Regions from separate parts of the Homo sapiens genome. Here region 2 is linked to region 1. A link is an interaction called in ENCODE POLR2A ChIA-PET data of the cell type or tissue named here. Cell type or tissue: Caco-2. All regions are shown on one strand. Each heading gives the region's core, and the rest is flanking DNA. Links, peaks and the distances in the headings are about the cores only.

Region 1 (11,606 bases), core at 2,204-10,203:
AACCAGACATGTCCACAGTGCAATCCAAGTTACCAAAATAGCAATAACAACAAGTTTCCTACCTAGAAAAAAGGAGTTTATGTTGGAGAGCTCTGACTCGGAGCAGAAGACTGGCTGGGTCGGGGGTGCAGAGGTGGAGCCCTGCCATCGTGTCAAGAAAACTTTCCCACCTAGAAAGCTGCTCCTATTATCTTCCCTGCACTCAACAGGTCTTTTTGTTGTTTTGTTTTGTTTTGCTTTTGTTTTTGTTTTTAAGGCTGTTTAAGACCTTTATGACTGCAAAAGTTGATGCAAAGTTCTGATGTTAGAATAACCTTTGTTCTGTTGAGGAATTGGGGAACCTGGTGCCTAACTGCTGCAGCTGCTGGTAGGATTTGGATCATTATAGGAATGAACACGCCTGGAGGAGATCGGAAGCAGTTACCAAAGTTGGACTTTCCCTATGTCATGAGCCTGGCTGTTTAGGCCTCTCCATGCCACCCACACACAGAATCACATTGGCATCTCAGTTAATGCTACGAACCAGAGCCTCCCATCTGTGAAATGGGAATAATATAGGAATCTCCAGATGGGAAGATCCTTTGGCAGCAACCTGGTTTGTCCCCTGCTCCAGGGGCCACCAATGCTCTCCACGTTCTTGCAGATGGTGTCCCAGCTCTTACATAAGCACTTCCTGGAATCTAAATATCCCACAGAGAAATTCTTCCTTCTGCCTGATTTCAATTCCTCCAGGGAAATTCCAGCTCATTTTGTTCTCCATAAAATAGAAAACCCTTTTCACAAAAGATTTGAGTATATTCAAACATTACAAAGTCAAGAAAGGAAGGTTTATAAAATATTCACACATAACCTTACCAGCCTACCTTTTCATTTTTCTTTATCCCCTTCCAAATATAAGCCATATGTATAAATATTTGCAACACTTATAATCCTAACGTAGACACCATTTTGTAGCGTTCCTCTTCTCATTAAAAAGCTTCTTCACACACAAGCTAATTTACATCTCCGTCATTCAGGCAAATCGTCCTCACTGCCATCCTTCCTGTACAGGTTATTCCAGGACTCCTCACCCATGCTCCGGAAAATGCAGAATGGGTGCTTTTGTGTGGGGGATGTGATGATAAACTTGATGTGACAACTTGACTGGCCACAGGGTGCCCAGATTAAGCATTGCTTCTGGGTGTGTCTGTGAGGGTGTTTCTGGATGGGATTAGCATTTGGATCAGTGGACTCCATAAAGCAGATTGCCCTCTCCTATGTGGATGGACGTTTTCCAATCTGTTGAGGGCCTGAATAGAACAAATGGTGGAGGGAGCAGGAATTCACCCCCTCTTTCTAGCCTCACTACTTGAGCTGGGACATATCATCTTCTCTCTGGACCTCAGACTGGGATCTATACCATCTGCTCCCCTTGTTCTCAGGCCTTCACGCCTGTACTGAATTACACCACTGTCTTTCCTGGGCCTCCAGCTTGCAGATGGCAGATGGCAGACTGTGGGACTTCTCAGCCTCCATAGTCCCATGAGCCAATTTCTCACGACAAATTTCCTTATATATATATATATAGATAAGGAAATATATATATATTTACTATATATATGGAAATATATATATATTTGCACTATATATGGAAATATATATTTCCTATATATAGGAAATATATGAATATATAAAATATACAAATATAAATGTCCTATATATAGGAAATTTATACTATATACAATTACAGGAAAAATTTAGGTATAGTATAAATTTGTTTATATATAGTATAAATTTATATTTTTATATAGTATTAAATTTATTTTTATATAGTATAAATATGTATTTCCTATATATAGTATATAAGTATATATTTACTATATATGTAAGGAAATATATATTTATTATGTATCTATAAGGAAATATATTTATTATATATCTATAAGGAAATACATAAATATATATTTATTATACCTATAAGGAAATATATATATATTCTTTTTTTTTTTTTTTTGAGATAGTGTCTCACTCTGTCGCCCAGGCTGGAGTGAAGTGGCACAATCTTTGCTCAATGCAACCTCTGCTTCCCAGATTCAAGTGATACTCCTGCCTCAGCCTCCTGAGTAGCTGGGATTACAGGCACCCGCCACACCCAGCTAACTTTTGTATTTTTAGTAGAGACGGAGTTTCACCATGTTGGCCAGGCTGGTCTCAAACTCCTGACCTCGTGATCTGCTCGCCTTGGCCTCCCAAAGTGCTGAGATTAGAGGCATCATCCACCATGCCTGGCCTGAAATATATATATTCTTATATAGAGAGGAAATATATATATTTCCTTACATATATAGTAAAATATATATACTGTATATAGGAAATATATATATTTACTATATATCTATAAGGAAATACCTATAATATATATTTACTATATATCTATAAGGAAATACCTATAAATATATATTTACTATATATCTATAAGGAAATACCTATAAATATATATTTACTATATATCTATAAGGAAATACCTATAAATATATATTTACTATATATCTATAAGGAAATACCTATAAATATATATTTACTATATATCTATAAGGAAATACCTATAAATATATATTTACTATATATCTATAAGGAAATACATACAAATATATATTTACTATATATCTATAAGGAAATACATACAAATATGTATTTACTATATATCTATAAGGAAAATATATAAATATATATTTACTATATATAAGGAACTATATATAAATATATTTTTACTATATATCTATAAGGAACTATATAAATATATATTTATATATCTATAAGGAAATATATATAAATATATCTTTACTGTATAAGGAAATATATATAAATATATCTTTACTGTATAAGGAAATACATATAAATATATCTTTACTGTATAAGGAAATATATGTAAATATATCTTTACTGTATAAGGAAATATATGTAAATATATCTTTACTGTATAAGGAAATATATAGTTTTACTATATATAAGGAAATTTTTTATATGTCATGAGAAATATATTCATATATATATACAAATATATATTTGACACACACAGAAATATATATTTGTATGTATATATGAATATATTTCTCATGACATATAAAACAATTTCCATATATAGTAAAAATACACACACACACACCCCCCGACACAATGTTTAATCTGGGCAACCCATGGTCAATGTGTATGTATATATATTCCATGTATGTGTGTGTGTGTGTATATATATATATATATATGTGTGTGTATATATATATAAACATATATATGTATGTATGTGATATGGTTTGGCTCTGTGTTCCCACCCAAATCTCATCTTGAATTGTAACTTCCAGGTGTTGAGGGAGGCACCTGGTGGGAGGTGATTGGATCATGGAGGCAGTTTCTCCCCTGCTGTTCTCATGATAAGTGAGTGAATTCTCATGAGATCTGACGGTGGGAGTTTTTTCCTATACTCTCACTTCTCTCTCCTGCTGCCTTGTGAAGAAGGTGCCAACTTCCCCTTCGGCCATGGTTGTAAGTTTCCTGAGACCTTCCCAGCCGTAGGGTACGGTGAGTCAATGAACCTCTTTCCTTTATAATTAACCAGTCTCAGGGAAGTTCTTTATAGCAGTGTGAACACAGACTAATACATTATGTATGCATATATGTGTGTGTGTGTGTGTGTGTGTGTGTGTGTATATATATTATATATATATATATATATGGAGTGTGTGTATACATACAAATATACTTTCATACATACATACATACGTGTGTGTGTCTGTATGCATTGTACTGGTTCTATTTCTCTGGAGAATTTTGATCCCAAATGAACTCCAGTTTAATATTTGACTTGGCTGTTTCTTAGATATGTGACCTTGGGTTTGCTCTTTACCTTCCCTCACTGAGCCTGGCTCTTTCTGGGGGCATGTGTCTGTCTACTAAGAAAATGGGATAATTGAGCCAGTTCACCTAGTCTTGTCATAGCTCTCTTGAGCCCAACAACATTCACTTACGAGATAGACACTTTGGGTTTGTCAATGATTTTTTACTTTTGGGCCTTTGTTCCTGCTCCTTGCCTCCTCATCAACCTAGATGTGGACCCATAATTCACCTGGTTAGTTTCTAGTATGCCCTGACCATGAACACTAGTGGCCACTTCATGCTGTCCTGGGAAGAAGACAAAGAACTTCAGGGCTATACACTATACTAGGATTCCTGCCCAGTCTTCACCAAAACATTCATATCAGCACTTGGCATCTGAACACCAAGCTTTGTCTTGATATTATAGATCTGCTAAGCTCTGGGTCTATTGACATTTTAACTTTGCTAAGGGCTGGGCCTCATCTGATGCTGGTGTCTCCCTTATGAGACAGAATATATTCAGAACATCTTCCTACTTGAAGTTCTTAGAATGAAACAGTACACACCTCATGGCCAAGGGATGAGATTATTCTCAGTATAACTCACTCACTACTCCAAACTTAAACCTATGACCTTCCATTATGCTTTCAATTGTGGTTAAACAAAAATAAAATATGAATGTCTCTCTGAACATATCCTGGGAACTAAATGATTTTTTTTTACAAAGGTAGGAAAATTAGGGTAGTAGTCATCAGAAATAGCAACAAGAGATGAATGCGTACCTGCAGGAAAGAAGTGCCAGCCCACAATTTAAAATTGATTTCAGGGAATGAGCCCAAAACTAAATAGGAGAGACTACACTGAAGGTAATATTAAGCCCTACCCCACTCCCAGACCTTCTTATATCTGGCACATGGAAAAGACTCTACCTCTCTACTTGGAATAATTCTTATTGGCAATCCAATGTCTGAGTGTCATTGCGTGCCCTTTTCCAAGCATACAGGAATGGTATGATGACTTCCTGGCAGAAGGCCCCGGAGAGTTGTCAGACATCCTGACAAATGGGAATCACTCCTATTCTCGGTGTTTGGTCACACATGTCAGTGCTAACCTTCTGCAATTTTCTGATGTTCATCCTAAATTTCCCCATAACCAGGCATAGAGCCAAGATAATGGGAAAGCATCCCTGCCCTTTGCTGTATAAGTCCTGTTCTTTTTAGAATAACATACAACGAGGCTTTTTCACCAAGGTGTGCTGGAGACAGCTCATCCCAGCTTGCAAGAGCTGACTGATAAATTTTCAGAAATTTTGTGAGCAGGTTAACATCATCTTGAGAGCTTGAAGTCAGCCATGATGAGATTATTTACACCACAAAAATTCGCAAATATTACAAATCAGCACTGGTGGTTAAGCATTTACCAGCACACTACCACTGGCTACTGAATCCCTGGAATTTTTTAGGTACTCAGAGAGGGTCAGAGCTCGACTTAATTCACTTTTTAATTCTCCCTAGGGAAAAAAAAAAAAAAAAAAAAACAGGAAAAACAGAAATAAAGAGCCCCTAAAATGTTGGGATTAGAGGGGATGCTAGAGGCCATCTAGTGAAAACACTGTGGACAAGAGAGGTGACAAGAACGTAATGCTAACGAGTATGGACAAAGAGAACGAGATCCAGAACCCTATTTCCAGCCACTGCTCTCTGCAACATCCCACACGGACTCTACAAAAACAACAGCAAAAGAGAATAATTGTTTTCACTCCACTGTCCCTGCAGTAAATTTTCCCATTTTAAAAATGAAATATTTGATTTATTTTTTTTTTTTTTTTTTTTTTTTTTTTTGAGATAGAGTCTTGTTCTGTCACCCAGCTAGAATGCAGTGGCGAGATCTTGGCTCCCTGCAACCTCTGCCTCCCAGGTTCAAGCAATTCTCGTGCCTCAGCCTCCTGAGTAGCTGGGACTACAGGTGTGTGCCACCACACCTGGCTAATTTTTTTATTTTTAGTAGAGACAGGGTTTCACCATGTCAAGCAATCTGCCCACCTCAGCCTCCAAAGTGCTAGGATTACAGGCGTGAGCCACCGCGACCGGCATGAAACATTTGATTTTCACCATGCATTTCCTCAACCTGAGAAGCAGGCAGCTCAATAATTTCCCATAGGTTTTACAGAAAAAGAGCCACTTCTTGCTTCTCTGAAGATTTCTAGGGAGGGAGTGAGAGCTGTTCTCAGCAAGGTGGATTATCTGCCTTCAGGTGACGGGACTATTGAGGTTTCTGGAGGCTTTAAGGGGTTTATGTGAAGGAGAAACCTCTGAGCTCAAGCAGCAGTGAATTCCGAGTACCTAAGATGCTGAGAAGTTAAGGTCCCTGCCTGTTTACTACAAGCTGACCGGGCACAGCTGTCCTTGGGCTCTGGTGTTGACACCCATGCCTGAGGGACAATGAGTGACCAGGCGGACTGAAGCCTGTAATGCACATCAGAATTCCTGCACCTGAGATTCCTAAATCTTCATCACCCTGGAAGGCTCTGGGAAACTGGGTAGGGAGTGGACTGTTAGTCCCATTTTGTGGTTTGTTCAGATAAGATACAACTTGTCCACGTTTATAAGAAAGGTAAGTTAAGCCAGCACTTTGAGAGGCCAAGGCAGGTGGATCGCTTGAGGTCAGGAGTTTGAGACAGCCTGGGCAACATGGCAAAACCTTGTGTCTACTAAAAACACAAAAATTAGCTGGGTGTGGTGGCACACGCCTGTAATTCCAGCTACTCAGGAGGCTGAGGCAGGAGAATCGCTTGAGCCCAGGAAGCAGATGTTGTAGTGAACCAAGATTGTCCCACTGCACTCCAGCCTGGGCAACAGAGTGAGACTCTATCTCAAAAGAGAGAGAAAGAGAGAGAAACTGAAAACTTCTGACCTTACAGATTTATTTAGGCAAAAAAAAAAAAAAACAAAAAACAAAAAAAAAACAAAGTTGAGAGCATCTCCCAGAATAACAGTGAAGTGTTAATGAGCTAATTAGCACTTGTGCATGGTTTGCTAATAGGTCCTATGGGAACAGAGAACCTTTGGTATGGAAAAGTTTATTCTTGACATAATTAGAGTATTAACTATTCAAAGGAAAAACTTAGATGTTGGATTATATGAGTGACTTTACTAAAAATTACAATGTATTCTATAAGAAAAAAATTTGAGTTAATTGAGTACATTTGAGTTAATCGAGTCTGAAATCCCTGATGTGCTTAGTTCCCATCCTAGAAGTGAATGTAACCACTGATCGTATGTTACTTTTTTTTTTTTTTTTTTTTTTTTTTTTTGAGACGGAGTCTCGCTCTTTCGCCCAGGCTGGAGTGCAGTGGCGCTATCTCGGCTCACTGCACGCTCCGCCTCCCGGGTTCACTCTATTCTCCTGCCTCAGCCTCCTGAGTAGCTGGGACCGGGCGCGGTGGCTCACGCCTGTAATCCCAGCACTTTGGGAGGCTGAGGCGGGCGGATCACGAGGTCAGGAGATCGAGACCATCCTGGCTAACACGGTGAAACCCTGTCTCTATTAAAAACGTATGTTACTTTAAACAGGAGTCAACAGTCATGCAGTGGCAGACACTTTTGAATGTGTCCATAGCATCTAGTAGGATGTAGCTAACTTCAGTAAAGCTAATTTTGATTTGTATTTATTGTGGCAAAAGGGAAACACTGTTGAGCTCTGAGGAGTCTGGATTGGTTTGCTGGCTCTTTTCAATTCCAGGTTTGATGAGTGCCTGCTGTATGTCAGGAAACAAGCCAGCTTCTCAAACTACAAGATGTATATGAGTCTCCCAGGGATCTGGCTGCTAAAATTCAGATTCCAGTTCACTAGATCTGGAGTGAGGTCTGAGCTTTGGCATTTCAAACAAACTCTCAGACAATGCCTGTGCTGCTGGCTCAAGGACTAAACTTTAAGCACCAAGGAGCTAAGCACTAGAAATAAAATGATGAACAAGACCACGTCTTCACATCATAGGAGCTTATCAACACATACGCAGGCGATTGCAATATGATGTTAGTGCTATGATAGAGGTACCAAAGGCACAGGATGCTGGGACACACACACACACAAAAGAGGCATCTAACAGCCGGGGAGGGAGGGGTCCCAAGGAAGTATTCCGGAGAGAAAAGCAGAAACCCATCAGGGATGGCCTTGTCTCTTTGGCTATAGAGTTTAGCATTTAATTGATAAGCAGGAAGGAAGTACTGAGGGTTACTGTTGAATGGTAGAGTATGGCTTGAGCTGCATTTAGAAAATCACTCTAGAGCTACTAATGGAGGTTGGAGGGAGACTTTCTTGATGCTTTCCTTATCAGGACCTGTTGATTCTACACCCAAATTCTCTTCCAATTCTATTAATATCACTTCTTGCCATCTCCTATGCTGCCCCCTTAAGCCCTGCCACCATCATTTCTTACTTGAATAATGTAATCATCTCCTAACTGGTTCCCCAACTTCTAATCTTGCTCCTACAACATATTTTCCATGCAGCAACCAGAGTGATCTGTTTTTAAGGTAGATCAAATCACATCCTTCTCCTGATGAAAACCCTTCAATGGCTCCCCAAGATACTCTAAATTTCCAAATCTATCCATAGCCTATAAAGCTCGACATGATCCTTCCTCCTCTTAAACTATTCTTCCCTTGAGACTGTCCAGCCACAACAGCCTAGTACCTGTTCTTTTTTATTTTATTTTGAGACGGAGTCTTGCTCTGTCACCCAGGCTGGAGTGCAGTGGCGCAATCTCGGCTCACTGCAAGCTCTACCTCCCGGGTTCACGCCATTCTCCTGCCTCAGCCTCCCAAGTAGCTGGGACTACAGGCGGCCACCACCACGTCTGGCTAATTTTTTGTATTTTAAATAGAGACAGGGTTTCACCGTGTTAGCCAGGATGGTCTCGATCTCCTAACCTCGTGATCCACCCACCTTGGCCTCCCAAAGTGCTGGGATTACAGGCATGAGCCACCACACCCCGCCAGTACCTGTTCTTTAAGTACATCAACGTGAACTTGCCTCAGAACCTGCCTCTACTTGCTGTTCTTCCTACCCACAATGCTCTTCCTTCAGATCTTCTAAGACTGGCTCTTTTTCATCATCATTCAGGTCTCTGCTGAGATGTTACCAGCTCAGACAACTCTACTCTGAATATCCAAATTTAATCCACCCCTTCAGTTACCTTCTATCCCATTATCTTGTCTTTCAATTGGTATCTGGAATTTTCTTGTTTAATGTGTTATTTAGACACTTATACACACACACACACACTCACCTATTATCACAGTATATGCTCAGTGACAGCAGAAACTGTCTCTTTTGTTCACTGCTATTTCCCTAACCCCCAGAACAATGCGTATGGTAGATGCTCTGTAAGTATTTGTTGAATGAATGGGTTTGTTGGAGGTAAGATGGGTGCCAGGGAAACCTAGTAGAAGCTTTAGAAGTCATCCATGCAAGAATAGAGAAAGTCTAAACTAGGGTTTTGGTAACAGAGATGGGGAGGTAATTGGTTGAGAAATATTTAGGAGGTAGCATCAATAGGACTTGGTAATTGAAAAAAGAGGGAGCATGTGAATGAAAGAAGAAATAAAGATGACTTCTCTCTTGCACATCTAATGAATAGTGGTGCTACTAAGTTAGATGGAGAATCCAAGTAGAAACTAATGAAATCAATTATGGATATGATACATTTGAGGTTCTTCTGGAACATCTAGATGGAGATGGATATATGGGTCTGGAGCTTGGAAGAGATGTCTGTACTTACATAAATTGGGAGTTGGTATCCAGCTAGTAATTGCTCAGAAAGAATACACATAAGAAGAAGATAAGTACACAACAGACAAAACCTCGAGGTACGCCAACAATTAGAAGATTGGTGAAGGAAGTGGAGCCCACAAAGGAATAGTCAAATAGAGATGAGGAGAACCAGAACATTTTTCGATGCGTCAGAGAAGCCAAGGGAACATAAAAGTTCGAAGGAGGCAGGAGTGATTAATGGTGTTAAATTTAGCAGAGAGATCAAGGAAGATAATGAACAGAAAGTGCCTATTGGATTTGGCAATTAGGTGCTCATAGGCTCCTAACATTCAGTAGAACTGTGTAGGCGGAAGTCAAATTTCAGAGTAATGAAGATGGAATTGGAGGTGAAGAGATTATTTTTAAAAAATTCTTTTTTGAGACAGAGTCTCGCTCTCTCACCCAGGCTGGAGTGCAGTGGCAAGATCTTGGCTCGCTGCAACCTCTGCCTCCTGGGTTCAAGCAATTCTCCTGCCTCAGCCTCCTGAGTAGCTGGGACTACAGGCATGTGCCACCACACCCGGCTAATTTTTGTATTTTTAGTAGAGACAGGGTTTCACCGTGTTAGCCAGGATGGTCTTGATCTCCTGACCTCAGGATCCACCCGCCTCGGCCTCCTAAAGTGGTAGGATTACAGGTGTGAGCCACCGCACCTGGCTGAAAAATAATTCTTTCAAGAAGTTTGAATGAGAATAGAAGGAGAAAGAACAGCAACTGAAGAAGTCATAATAAGGTTTTTGGGGGGGATTTTTTAATGATGGAAGTAACTCAATTACTGTATGTTTGTGCGCTAAGAATAAAAAGTCAGTAAAGACCAGGAGGTTGCATATAGGAGAGGAGAGATAAGTGATGGAGGAAGATCAAGAGAAATGGGAAAGGAGGATAGAGGATGGGACTTAGGACACAGTTGGTGGTATCAGCCTTCAGCAGAGACAGGGATACTTTATGCCCTGAGTTAAGAGAGAAAGAAAAGGTGAAGCAAGATAGGTAAATGACATTAAATAAATATAATGACTTCTAGTTTCTCAATAAAATAGGCAATAGGAAGGCAGTTTAGATTTTTTACCATAAGAAGCAACAGAACAAATGAGAGTCAAGAAGTCGTGTCCTGGCAGCCTGAGCATAGTGTCCTGGAATAAGCGGACTGGAGGCAGGAAGACCCAGGAGGAGTTTCTTCCAGCCAGGCATGACCAGCAATAAAGAAGAATCAAGACGACTCATAATGTTTCGGGGGAGGCAGAGTGCAGCACCTCATCACCCTCCCACTGGGGCATATACGCCAAACCTCAGAGATATTGTGGGTTTGGTTCCAGACCACTGCAATAAAGTTAATATTGCAATAAAATGAGTCACACAAATTTATTATTTTCCCAGTGCATATAAAACTTATGTTTATAATATACTGTAGTCTATTAAGCATGCAATAACATTATGGCTAAAAACTGACAATAGACATACTTTAATTTTTAAAATACTTTATTGCTAAAATATGCTAACGATCATCCGAGCCTTCAGCAAGTCATAGTCTTTTTGCTGGTGAGGGATCTTGCCTTGATATTGATGGCTGCTGACTGATCAGGGTGGTGATATTGACTGATTCAGGTTGCTGAAGGTAGGGGTGGCTGTAGCAATTTCTTAAGATAAGACAATAATGAAGTTTGCCACATCAGTGGACTCTTCACAAAAGATTTATCTACAGCATTCAATGTTGTTTGATAGGATTTTACCCACAGTAAAACTTCTTTCAAAATTGGAGTGAATCCTCTCAAACCCTCCACTGCCTTATCAAATAAGTGCATGTAATAATCTAAATCCTTTGTTGTCATTAAAATACTCATGGCATCTTCACCAGGAGTAGATTTTATCTGTAGAAACCACTTTCTTTGCTTATCCATAAAAAGCAACTCCTCATATGTTCACATTTGATCATGAGATTGCAGCAA
Region 2 (11,606 bases), core at 1,494-9,493, 110 kb before region 1:
TTATCATGGCTAGGCAATAACAAGGTTTCAATAGAGCAAAAGAATTTCCAAATGTTAATTTTCATAGTTTGCCAAACATACAATAAAAAAATGCTTAAACTATATTGCTCCTGCCATTTTATTTTGCTTGTTTTAACAAGTACAGAGAATATTACATTTAGCTAAGAATGATTTCAGATTAACTTCTCTTACATAAAGCAATCAACTTTTATAATATATATGTGGCAGGTAATAAGCACATAAATGTAATTGCTTTTTAAGAAATATTTGTTTTCAGTGTGGGTTTCAGAGTAAGGTGGAAGACTAAATTATATTATTTTAAATGGCCTCAGTCAGCTAAAACTCTCAGTATCAGTAATAGATTGGGAAATGGAAGCATAGTCATAGAAAAAGGAAAATGAATTTTTAAAAGCATTACACCTCAAACTCGATCATTCTTTCCTATAATGAACACAACAGTCTAGTATTGCAATAAAATTAACAATCACATTTCATAGTATTTCTATATATAGTTACACGTACTCTGTTATTATAACATTTTATTTTATTTTATTTTATTTTATTGTTTTTTGAGATGGAGTCTCACTCTGTCACCCAGGCTGGAGTGCAGTGCTGCAATCTTGGCTCACTGCAACCTCCACCTCCCAGGCTCAAGCAATTCTCCTGCTTCAGCCTCCTTGGTAGCTGGGACTACAGGTGTGCACCACCACATCTGGCTAATTTTTTGCATTTTTAGTAGAGACAGGGTTTTGCCATGTTGGCCAGGCTGGTCTCGAACTCCTGGCTTCAAGTGATTCACCTGCCTTGGCTTCCCAAAGTGCTGGAATTACAGGCGTGAGCCACCATGCCTGGCCAGTTATTATAACATTTAAAAATAGATTTTATTCCAAAGTTTTCTTTTTTATAACCAAGAAACAAAGTACATATGTGTTCATTCTGATGCTAACTTAAAACTGAATTTCTCTCATTCCGTACCTTTTTAACTTTATGTCTGAAGAAAAAAAAACCTGCGTGTTTAGGAAATGCTATTCCATTTACTCCTGCAAAGCCCTTCCCAGCTCTACATGTCTGACTTACAATTGAGGGGGCCTCCATTTCCATTTCCTCTGCCTTTACACTGGTACTAAGTTCTAATCTTGGAATTTCCTTACTCCAAAGTCAGCTGTTATTTGCTGTGTCCCCCTCCCGCCAGTCTCTATTCTGTCCTGCTGCATTTCAGCTGGTTACCTTATGCATCCAATTCTCTGCGGGCCAACGGTTCCCTTTATAGATCTTATAAAAGACAAGACAGACAGGATATTAGCAATCTTCATCTTTAAAAGAAAATTCTGGCTTTGAAATAGTCTTAGAATGGTCTCTGTCCAAAAGCAGAGACGCCAAGTGGCCCTTAGAACAGCCATCTGTGCATGTGTTCATTTGTTCACAGGTGGTGTAGCAAAATGGTAAAAGCATGGTCTCCAGAACAATGTTCCATTCCAGCTCTGCCACTGACTCGCTGTGTGACCTTGGATGACTGACTTAACCTCTCTGTGCCTCAGTTTCCACATCTATAAAATACAGAAAATAATTGTACCCATCTCATAGAGTTATTGTAAGAACGGACTGAGTTAATATGTGTAAAGTGTTTAAACAATTCCTTGAGCATAGCATATGTGCACTGTGTTTCCTATTATTACTATCATTTGTCTATTATTCATTCATAAAATATTTACTGATCTCTATTAATGCTGTTCGGCCAGGTGTTATTATACAACAGTGAGTGAAGCAAAAAATAATAAATAGCCCTTATGAAATCTACAGAGAGACAAATGTTAATCAAATAATCTTACAAATATATGATAATAAATGATATAAATGCATGAAAGATGACTACCCCCTAAAAATCTCGGGCCTATCTACCAGATTTCTTAATGCTCATAGTTCCTCTATTTTTCCCGGGTGGCAGAAAGAAGTGGCCTGGTTACCACAGTCAATGAACTAGTACTGACTTAGTTGTCTGATTCTTTTGTGCCCTATCTCCAAGAAAAGGCCTGTTTCCCACTCTTCCCCATCCTGTTCTTGAACCGCTCTGTTGAACAATATACCCACATCTCATGCTTCACCACCACAACACTGCCCCTTTGAAACTCTGCCTTTGCCCTGATTTCTTTAAATCAGCAGTCCCCTTGGACTTGGGTGGCAGTGAGTCTTCTCGTATGGCCTATTATTCCATTTGCATCTCCGAGCTTGCCCTCATATTCCCGTTCCCTTCTAGTATACGTACTTTAGAATACCTGGCTCTGGCTTCAAATGCTGCTTCTGCTATTAGTACTTACCAGGTGTGTGAATTTTACCAAGTTACTCAACCTATCATTTCATCTGTAAAATGGGTATAAAAATATCTATACCACAGAACTGAGAGGCTTAAATAAGACAAACCCACTTACACAACTTATAGTGTCTAACACTCAATGAATAAGTTCACTCACACAACCATATTCATCCCCAGGCAGTGAGGTCATGCATCTAACAAGTATTTATCCCCAAGCACAAAGGATTTTAACAGGTTAAAAAAATACATAAATCATTTCTTCATTTGTGAAAACTGCAATTCTATTAGGAGAGGCAGCCAAAAGTTGAAAGAATGTAAATTGTAATGAGAACCATATAGGAAACAATAAAAATTCCTGAGACAGAAAAACAAGAGAGACTTGCTAGAGTTCAAGTGGCCAAGAAAGGGGGAGAAAAAGAAGCAGCCAAAGGAAGACGTTTGTGCAAAGGTCCTGAGGTAGAAAGATTAGCATATTTGAGCACCTGAAACACCACTGTGGCTAGAACCTGAGGAATCAGGGATGAAGAGACACAGATGGGGTTGAAGAGATGACCCTTCTAGGCCTCCATGGTACATGGTTTGGAGTTTACTTGCAGTTTAATTCCTCTCCCTTCTATACCACCTCCAGGCCCCAGTTTTGTGTTTTAAATACCAGACAGCTATTGCTATACAAAAGCCTAGCTGAGCTCCATCCTAGGAGTTGATCTTTTTAATACTAACCCAGTTCTTTATGGAATAATGAGGTTCAAGGGAGAGAAAGATTATGTGGTATACACAATGTTCTTCTGTTTTCTCCCTCCTTTTCCAACAGAGCCCTCAGACTCACTTCCATCTCTGTGCTTTCCCTGGAAATGTCCTTCAGTCCCATGGCTTTATGTGGCATTTGTAACCCAACGACTCCCAGTTTATATCTCCAGCTGTGACCTTTCTGCACTCTGGGTGCATATCCAATGGCCTACTTTACCTGACTACTTGGGTATCTAAAAGGCATCTCAGATTTAACACAACTGGAAGAGAACCCTTCACTTTTGCCCTCCAAACCTGTACTTCTCCCAGTCTTTCCTCTTCCTATCACCATCCAACCTTTTGTTCAAATCAAAATTGTAGATATAATCTTTGATTCCTCCCTTTCTCCTGCCCTCTTGCATCCAATGTATCAAGTCTTGCCAGTCACACATCTAAAATAGATCATTTATCTGTCTATTTCTCTAACTCAATGGCCACTGCCCAGGTCAGCCTGGGCTACTGAAATAGTCTTCTAAATGATCAATATATTTTCCCAAAAAAGCAGTCGCTTGTTGAATATTACCTCCAACAATCTACTCAAATACCAGAAAAAGTGATCTGTTGAGAACATAAACATAAATAGCATAACGTTACTCCTGTGCTTAAAACCTCCAGTGACCTCCCATCGTACATGGAGTACAACTCAAGACCCTTAACCTGGACCCAAGAACCTACACCACCTGGCCCCTTAGCTTCCCATTCCTGCATCACTGCTATTCCTCTTCTCCTGTGTCACCTAAGTTCCAACCATACTGTCTTCAAATACACCCTGAGGGTTTTTGCCGTACATCTTCATGCATCTTGTTCCCTCTGCCAAGCACATCCCGTCTCCAGATCTTTGCAGGTCTGACTTTTTCTTTATTTTATTTATTTTTAATTTACAATGCAGCTGTGCTTGGAAAGTCTGGCTTTTTCTTATCGTTTAGGTCTTGCCTCAAATAATTCCCCTTCAGAGAAGCCTTCCCTACCTTCTCATTTTTTTTTCATCTTTTTTAAATTTTTTTGAGACAGAGTCTCACTCTGTCACCCAGGCTGGAGTGCACTGGTGAGATCTCAGCTCACTGCAACCTCCACCTCCCAGGTTCAAGTGATTCTCCTGCCTCAGCCTCCCAAGTAGCTGGGATTATAGGTGCCCATCACCACACCTAGATAATTTTTGTATTTTTAGTAGAGACAGCGTTTCACCATGTTGACCAGGCTGGTCTCAAACCCCTGATCTCAAGTGATCCACTCTCCTCAGCCTCTCAAAGTGTCTGGATTACAGGTGTGAGCCACTGCACCTGGCCCCTGGCTTCTCATTTTAGAGAAGCCACTCATTCCTCAAGTCATTCTCTGCAATAGCTCTGCATGGTAGAACTTCCTGTGATGATGGAAATGTTCTCAAGTGCTATTCCATGCAGTAGCCACCAGCCAGGCACATGTGGCTACTGAGTTCTTAAAACCAAGTAACTGTGGCTGAGAAACTGAATTTCTAATTTTATTTCATTTTAATTTAAATAGCCCTGTGTATGGGTAGGGCCTACCCCATTAGAGAGAATAGCTCTATAGCATCACCATGTTTTATTCTCCTCAAAGCTCTAATAACTACCTGAAGTTATCATGTTCATTTCTTTCAAAAGTTCCATGAGGTCAGGGACCTGGTCTATCTAGAAAAACTGCCACACACACAAAAAAGTACTACATACATTATGTATTTCTGCATAACAAATTACTATAAATGTAGCAGCTTAAAACACCACACAATTCTTATCTCACAGTTTCTGTGAGGTCGGGAGCCCTGGGCATGGCTTAGCTGGGCATGTGCTCTGCTTCAGTGTCTCTTACAGATCAGCAATCAAGGTATTGGCCAGGGCTGGGATCTCATCTGAAAGCTCAACTGGGAAAGGATCTGCTTCCAAGCTCACATGGTTGTTGGCTGAGGTCAGTTCTTCAAGGGCTATTGGAAGGAGATCCTCAGCACCCAGCTGGCTGTTGGCTGAAAGCTGCCACCAGTCCTTTGCCACCCCAACATAGCAGCTCATTTTGTGGCAGCTTGCTTTATCAATGTGTGCAAGCCAAGAAGGAAACAGCAAGAGAGGAGTTACAATCTTATGTAAACTATCATAGAAGTAATATCTCATCACCTTTGCTGCATTCTACTGGTTAGAAACAAGTCACTAGGCCAGCACACACTCAAGGAGAGAGGATGATGCAACAACATAAACACCAGAAGGCAAAGATCACTGGCGTCTGCCTACCCCAGGCAGCTATTACATATTTGCTGAGTGGATGAATGAGTGAAAGGATGAAGGCAAATATCACTGGCGTCTGCCTACCCCAGGCAGCTATTACATATTTGCTGAGTGGATGAATGAGTGAAAGGATGAAGACCCTACTCTACTCTGGCTGAGTTATGCCAGTGTAGCCCCTTTTTCCTCACTGTGAAAGATAAAGTCTTGTGTTAGAAATTATCAAAGAAGAAATAGAGATTCTTTCCCTAATGAAATCTGAAAAAAATATTAAAGCTATGGAAAAGGAAGTTTCTTAGCAAAGTAGACAGATTCTTACTTGATAACTGTTAAGAGCATGAACAAGCCTGGGCAACATAGCAAGACTTCATCTCTAAAAATAAAAAAAATAAAATATAGAAAAAAATAGCCAGGCATGATGGCTCATACCTGTAGTCCTATCTAGCTACTCAGGAGGCTGAGGTGGGAGGATCACTTGAGCCTAGGAGTTCAAGGCTACAGTGAGCTAGGATCACGCCACTGCAATCCAGTGTAGGCAACAGAGAGAGAGACCCCACCTCAAAAAAAAAAAAAAAGTATGGGCCCTGAAGTCAAAATGCTCAGATTCAAAGCCTAAGTCTGCATTTTTACCATTTGTGTACTTGAACTCCTTTGTGTCTCAGTTTGCTTATAGGATTATTGTCAGGATTTAATGAGTTAATAGGTGAACATTTTATAGAACAGCACCTGGCACAGAGTACATACTTAAGAAATGTTAGCTATTATTATTGTTATCACTACTATAATAACCGAATTTTTTTTTGGAAAACAAATTTTCCACTTCTAAGGCTGTTAATGTAATTCTTACAAGCTAATGATTGTATCACTCTGGGTTCTTAGTTGCAGGCAAGAAAAAATCAACTCCAGCTGAGTTAAGCAGAAAATGGAATCTATTAAAAACATAGTGGGTGACTCCCAGAATCACTGAAAGAACTGGAAAATGGACAGGGAGTTGTGCAGCTGATAACAACACCCAAAATCACAAGGTAGAACCCTCTGTCCCCTTGGTCTGCCAACGCCCCTAGTCCCAGATGCTGCACATGGCCAGCTACCCTAAGGAACTCAGTCCTCCTCCAGCTGCTGCTCCTACAGAATGTGATTCTTCCAGCGCGCACATCACTGGTAGGCTGTAAGAACACTGCTGGTTTCTCAGCCTGCTCCATCACATTGATGAAGGCTAGGTCTCAGAGATATGCCTGAAGAGCTGGTATTTGGCATTTTCTTCTTCTATGGTTACAGGCAAGTCTGCCTCCTTCCAAGACTCATTGGAAGGGTAATTTCCAAAACATAAGATGAGCATTCCCACGCTGGACAGCCAAAATAATTTTAAAAGCAAATGTCCACTAGAATAGCCATTAATGATTTCTCCTTGTTGAACATGATTTTTTAATCCACATATTAAAAATTCAATAAGTTCCTGCAGATAAGTTCTCTCAAGGCAAGGATTTATATCTCTCATTATATTCCTTTCTAGGTCTACATGGTAGTTTTGAAGCTGGGATAAAACAATGGTCAAGATACTAGTTGTTTGGTTTATTTATTTGGTGTCCTTATTTTTACAATGATGGATTCCTTCACCAGCAAATCATTAATTGCATATTATATTTCTCCATTAAGCCTTGTGCCCTTTCCACACTTGGAAGCTGTAATACTACAAGCCTCTTGCCCTTTAAAAATTAAGTTGTCTCTATTCACGACCTCCTTAGAAGAGGTTCAAAATCTTATTGCTTGTGGTATTTTTATTTTATTTTTCTAGGGGACAGTTATGAGAGTTTCTCTCAACAGAAACTTTGGAATGAGTGGTTCTGAGCTTTTGTGATTGGTACCAGTGAGACTGATATGAAGTAGAGGCTCTTCCATACATTAGAGAAGGAGCCTCTGACAGCAGAGTCAAGGCCAAATGGACTTCCAAAAAGATTACACCATTTTACATGCCTACCAACAGCCTCATTTGATGTAAAAGCAGGAGACTCAGAAAGTTTCTGCCTTGGATAATATTCTACTCCAGTGTCTCAAGAATTTGGAATTTTTCCCCAAAGTCTTTTTTCCTTAAGACCATAATGGCCTTTCTTATTTTCCCTAATGATATCCATCTGTAGAAAGTTGTCCAATAAGCATACATTTGGTAAGTTTATCTCATTGCTTTAAAAAATACTTTACAACACTGTGAGGGGGAAGAAAATTCCATGTGCAATCCATGTGCAGTAGGTAAAGTTGAAGCATACAGTCTTGGTTACTCAATTCAGTCTGATTCATCTTAATCAATGGTTCTCAACCAGGGTTGGTTTTGTACCTTGAGGGACATTTGGCAATGCCTGGAGACATTTCTGGCTGATGCAACTGGGGATGAGGAGGTACAATGTTACTGGCACTTAGTGGGTAGAAGCGAGGGACGGTGCTCAACACCCTGTAATGCACAGGACAGCTCCCCACAAAATATTATCTGACCCAAAATGTCAATACTTTGGAGTTTGAGCACTCTGATAGGAATACAATGACTTTCATAGGCATTTCCAGTTTTCCTTTCTCACTCCATAACTCTTCCTCCTCAACTTCTGGCCTAGTGACATATTTTCTGGCTGCCAGGTCATTAAAGCAAGATTCTTTCTGATCTCATCCTCAAACGTGGACTGTGGAAGATGAAGCCACACCCAGATCTCCTGTTCTGAAAATTCTGAAACATATTTATTCAATTATGTGCATTGAAACTGGGGACTTTAATGAACACAACTCCAGTGCTTACTAACCCATGTATGTCTTCCCCTGATTTTTCTAAACAGTATAGTCCTGAAGCCATCATGGACATCCAGCTCTTCCACCTACGGCTTATATGGCCTTGGAAAGTCACAGAATCTCTCTCTGTTTCATTTCCACAACTGCAAAATGACTTAAAACAAAACCAACTTCATAGGGTAAGTTTGATGTGCACGTGAAATCATGTAAAAGCATTTGACAATCTATAAAACAATAGGATGTTTGTTTTTACCATTATTCTTTTCCTTCCGAACTCCTTTCCACAATCTACTGTCCTGTGGTTAATAAGTATAGGCCTCCATGACAAGGCTGTCTCATGGCATGCATGCCAGTTAAGTATTCGCTTTAAGCTACAAAATCAGCATATCTGTAACATGCAATCTGTATTACACTTGCTCCTACCCAGAGAATGAATCTGCATAGTTACATATTTTGAGGGGTAGAGAAGGGGTCATACTACAATTGGACCCTCCCCAAATTTACTAGAAAACATACACATAGGCCGGGTGTGGTGGCTCACACCTGTAATCCCAGCACTTTGGGAGGCCAAGGTGGGCGGATCACAAGGTCAAGGGATCAAAACCATCCTGGCCAACATGCTGAAACCCCATCTCTACAAAAAGTACAAAAATTAGCTGGCATAGTGTCGTGTGCCTATAGTCTCAGCTACTCGGGAGGCTGAGGCAGAAAAATTGCTCAAACCCTGGAGGCAGAGGTTGCAGTGAGCCGAGATCCTGCCACAGCACTCCAGCCTGGTGACACAGTGAGACTCTGTCTCAAAAAAAACAGAAAAGAAAAGAAAATATACATATATGTGGTTCCAAATTTTTACTATACAGTGCCTAGGGATAGAAAATAAAATGAATCATCATAAAATATCACATTTTCTCATAAGAACAATCTTACGATTTGTTATTGAACAAAAATTTGACATAAAATAGATCAAAGAAAGAACAAATGTATAGGTATAATCTTTAAAACAGAAATATTATGCTCCAAGCCTTATTCAATCAAGAGAAATGTGTTGAACATATTGATACATGATTTTTTCATTAGTCTTAACATTTATAAGACTTTTATTTATGACTTAGATATTTTATGTTGTACAAAGACACAGCTCATGGAAGTTGGAATTGCCTTCTTTCTCCCTTAGTAAATTACCCTAAAGCTGGCAGAAATATTCATTCTCTTTCTACTGGAGGACCTTGCAACACGGAGATAATTATTCATAGAGTTCAGTGCTGGATCTGAACATTTGAAGTTTCCCAAAGTACTGTAATTCCTCATTCCTTTATCCTCCAGCATTGGAGGGGAAAATAAGCCACATAAGGAAAGCTATAAAGAAATAAGTGACATAAAGAACAATCACAATCCTTTGGCTTTGGGCACTGGAAAGTGTTTATCAGTTGACTATTGATGAAGCACAGAGCTTCTGAAGGAGCAGGTCATGGAGACATCTTCTCCCTACCTCATATTGCTCCAGTTACTGGCAATACGAGGTGAGGAAAAGATGCTACTGCCCAGAGTCAACAGCGTGAACTGCTTCAGAGACTGGAATGAACCTATTTGGAAGAAAGTAAATTATAGGTGTTAATTGCTCAGTTACATACATTAGTATCTATTTGTGTATATTTATGTATGTTTCCTAGTAACCCATCTTTCCATTTTACAGAATTTGATTCCTTTGCCCCATATGTATTCTTAAGTAAATACAAAGCAAGACATTTCAGAATTATTAGTCAGAAGTGTTACAAATGCAGACATTTCAATGTGTGTAACTTGAACTGAAAATCCATTTCCCTCCAGCTACAGGCATGTTTTTGGAAGTTATCCTTGATGCATCTGAATAGAGGTTATATTGTCTTCTTATTGTTACCGTAACCAGCACTGACATGTTATTGATGCCTGCTCATCAAGACAGGTTGTTGTTTAATAGTCCATCAAGACTTTGGCTCTTCCTTTAAGGTTTTATTTGTTCAACTCAATATGGCAGACTTTGCCATCTAAATTTCTGTCTCCTAAACCATCTGGTTTTACAATGAATCCAGGGTCCATTTCAGCAACTGCTGTCACCTGTGTCAGACTGACATTTGCCTTTTTCTATTATATATTTAGGAATGCAAAGCTAACATTTCAAAGACTATTCATCTCAACCAAAGATGTACCCTAAAATTCAGGTACTGCCAAAAGTGACTAGTGGTGCTGGGCACCAGAATCCACATAGCTGTGGTTAATAAAAGAAAAACCAGCACACTTTCCAGCTGGTTCTATTCTGTCTGTGACAATACATTTGCCTCTATAAACCAAGGCAATAAGAATAAAACAATAAGAAATGATCAATGTTCCAGGCAATAGATATCCTAAATACCTTGATTTCATCACATTAAATCACACTGCATACATGTATCAAAATTTCACATGTTCCATGTACAAATACGTATTAATTTACAAATAATTAAAAAATTTAAAACACCAAAAAAGTGAAATACAATTTACAAAAATGAAGAAATTCAAACATCTCGGTAATGTTCTTCTCATAATAAACTTTACAAAAAGTCAGGATCCCCCTTATCTTTAAACTAAACATCTCTGTTTCATCAAGTTCACTCACCATCTTCCTAAAATGATTCATCCTCTCTCAGCTAAGCCAGCCACACTCTGAGTCTGCTGCTGCCAGCAGGACCCAATCCTTGGTAGGTAGTTTCTGAAAGATCAGAGCTATAATTTCAAGGCCCCTCACGGTCTCCATCTTCCATAAATTAGTCCACTGAAGCACAGCCTACTCTTGTTTTAAAAATGAAGCTGGATCCTTTGAAGCAGAGTATCTAGGCAGCTCTAGCTCCACATTTGATCATTCCGGTTGTATGTCCAGCCCAACTGCTGTGGCCTCCCAGATTCGTAGCCACACACACACCCCACCTCATCCCACCCCCAACAAACGCACACACAACATAGCCTGTATGCTAAGATCTCTGACTCAACTCAGGTCTTAGACAATTACTGCTCGCTGACTCAGCATCTGCTGCCTAGAACTCAGTGCTGACACTGTACCTTACTTTTAGAGAGCTTAATCAGCCATGGTGAAGAAAAGGGCTCTCTGAGATCTCATCTTGAAATTGTTTAACTAACTATGGCCAGCTGTGGTGGCTCACACCTGTAATCCCAGCACTTTGGGAAGCCTAGACAGGAGGATCCCTTGAGCTCAGGAGTTCAAGACCAGCTTGGGCAACATATCAAGACCTCATCTCTACTAAAAATAATTTTTTTAAAAAAAGAAGCTGGGTGTGGTGGTGTGCACCTGTAGTCCCAGCTACTCGGGAGGCTTAGGCAGGAGGATGGCTTGGGCCAGGGATATTGAGGTTGCAGTGAGTCATGATCACAACACTACACTCCTACCTGGGTGACAGAGAGACGCCCTGTCTCAAAAAATAAAAATAAAAAAAGTAACTATACATGTCTTAGCTGTTCATGATACTGAGTCTATATTT

The links. Peaks named below come from ENCODE experiments on the same cell type or tissue, not always from the same donor. Only the 100,000 strongest peaks of a DNase experiment are listed, where the experiment ranks them.
Region 2: POLR2A ChIA-PET joins it to region 1 with 13 read pairs; 3 of 35 experiments call an interaction of 5 or more read pairs at or near these places.

What each region holds. Positions count from the first base shown.
Region 1 is chr7:135,888,263-135,899,868 of GRCh38, reverse strand. No RefSeq gene overlaps it. Among named protein-coding and RNA genes, the nearest start is that of MTPN, 83 kb to the left of the region's middle. In Caco-2, for the core only: no CTCF peak of the experiment used is centred there; no DNase peak of the experiment used is centred there.
Region 2 is chr7:135,994,173-136,005,778 of GRCh38, reverse strand. It overlaps a transcript of LOC105375523 not described here. Among named protein-coding and RNA genes, the nearest start is that of MTPN, 23 kb to the right of the region's middle. In Caco-2, for the core only: no CTCF peak of the experiment used is centred there; a DNase peak (open chromatin) is centred at 5,308.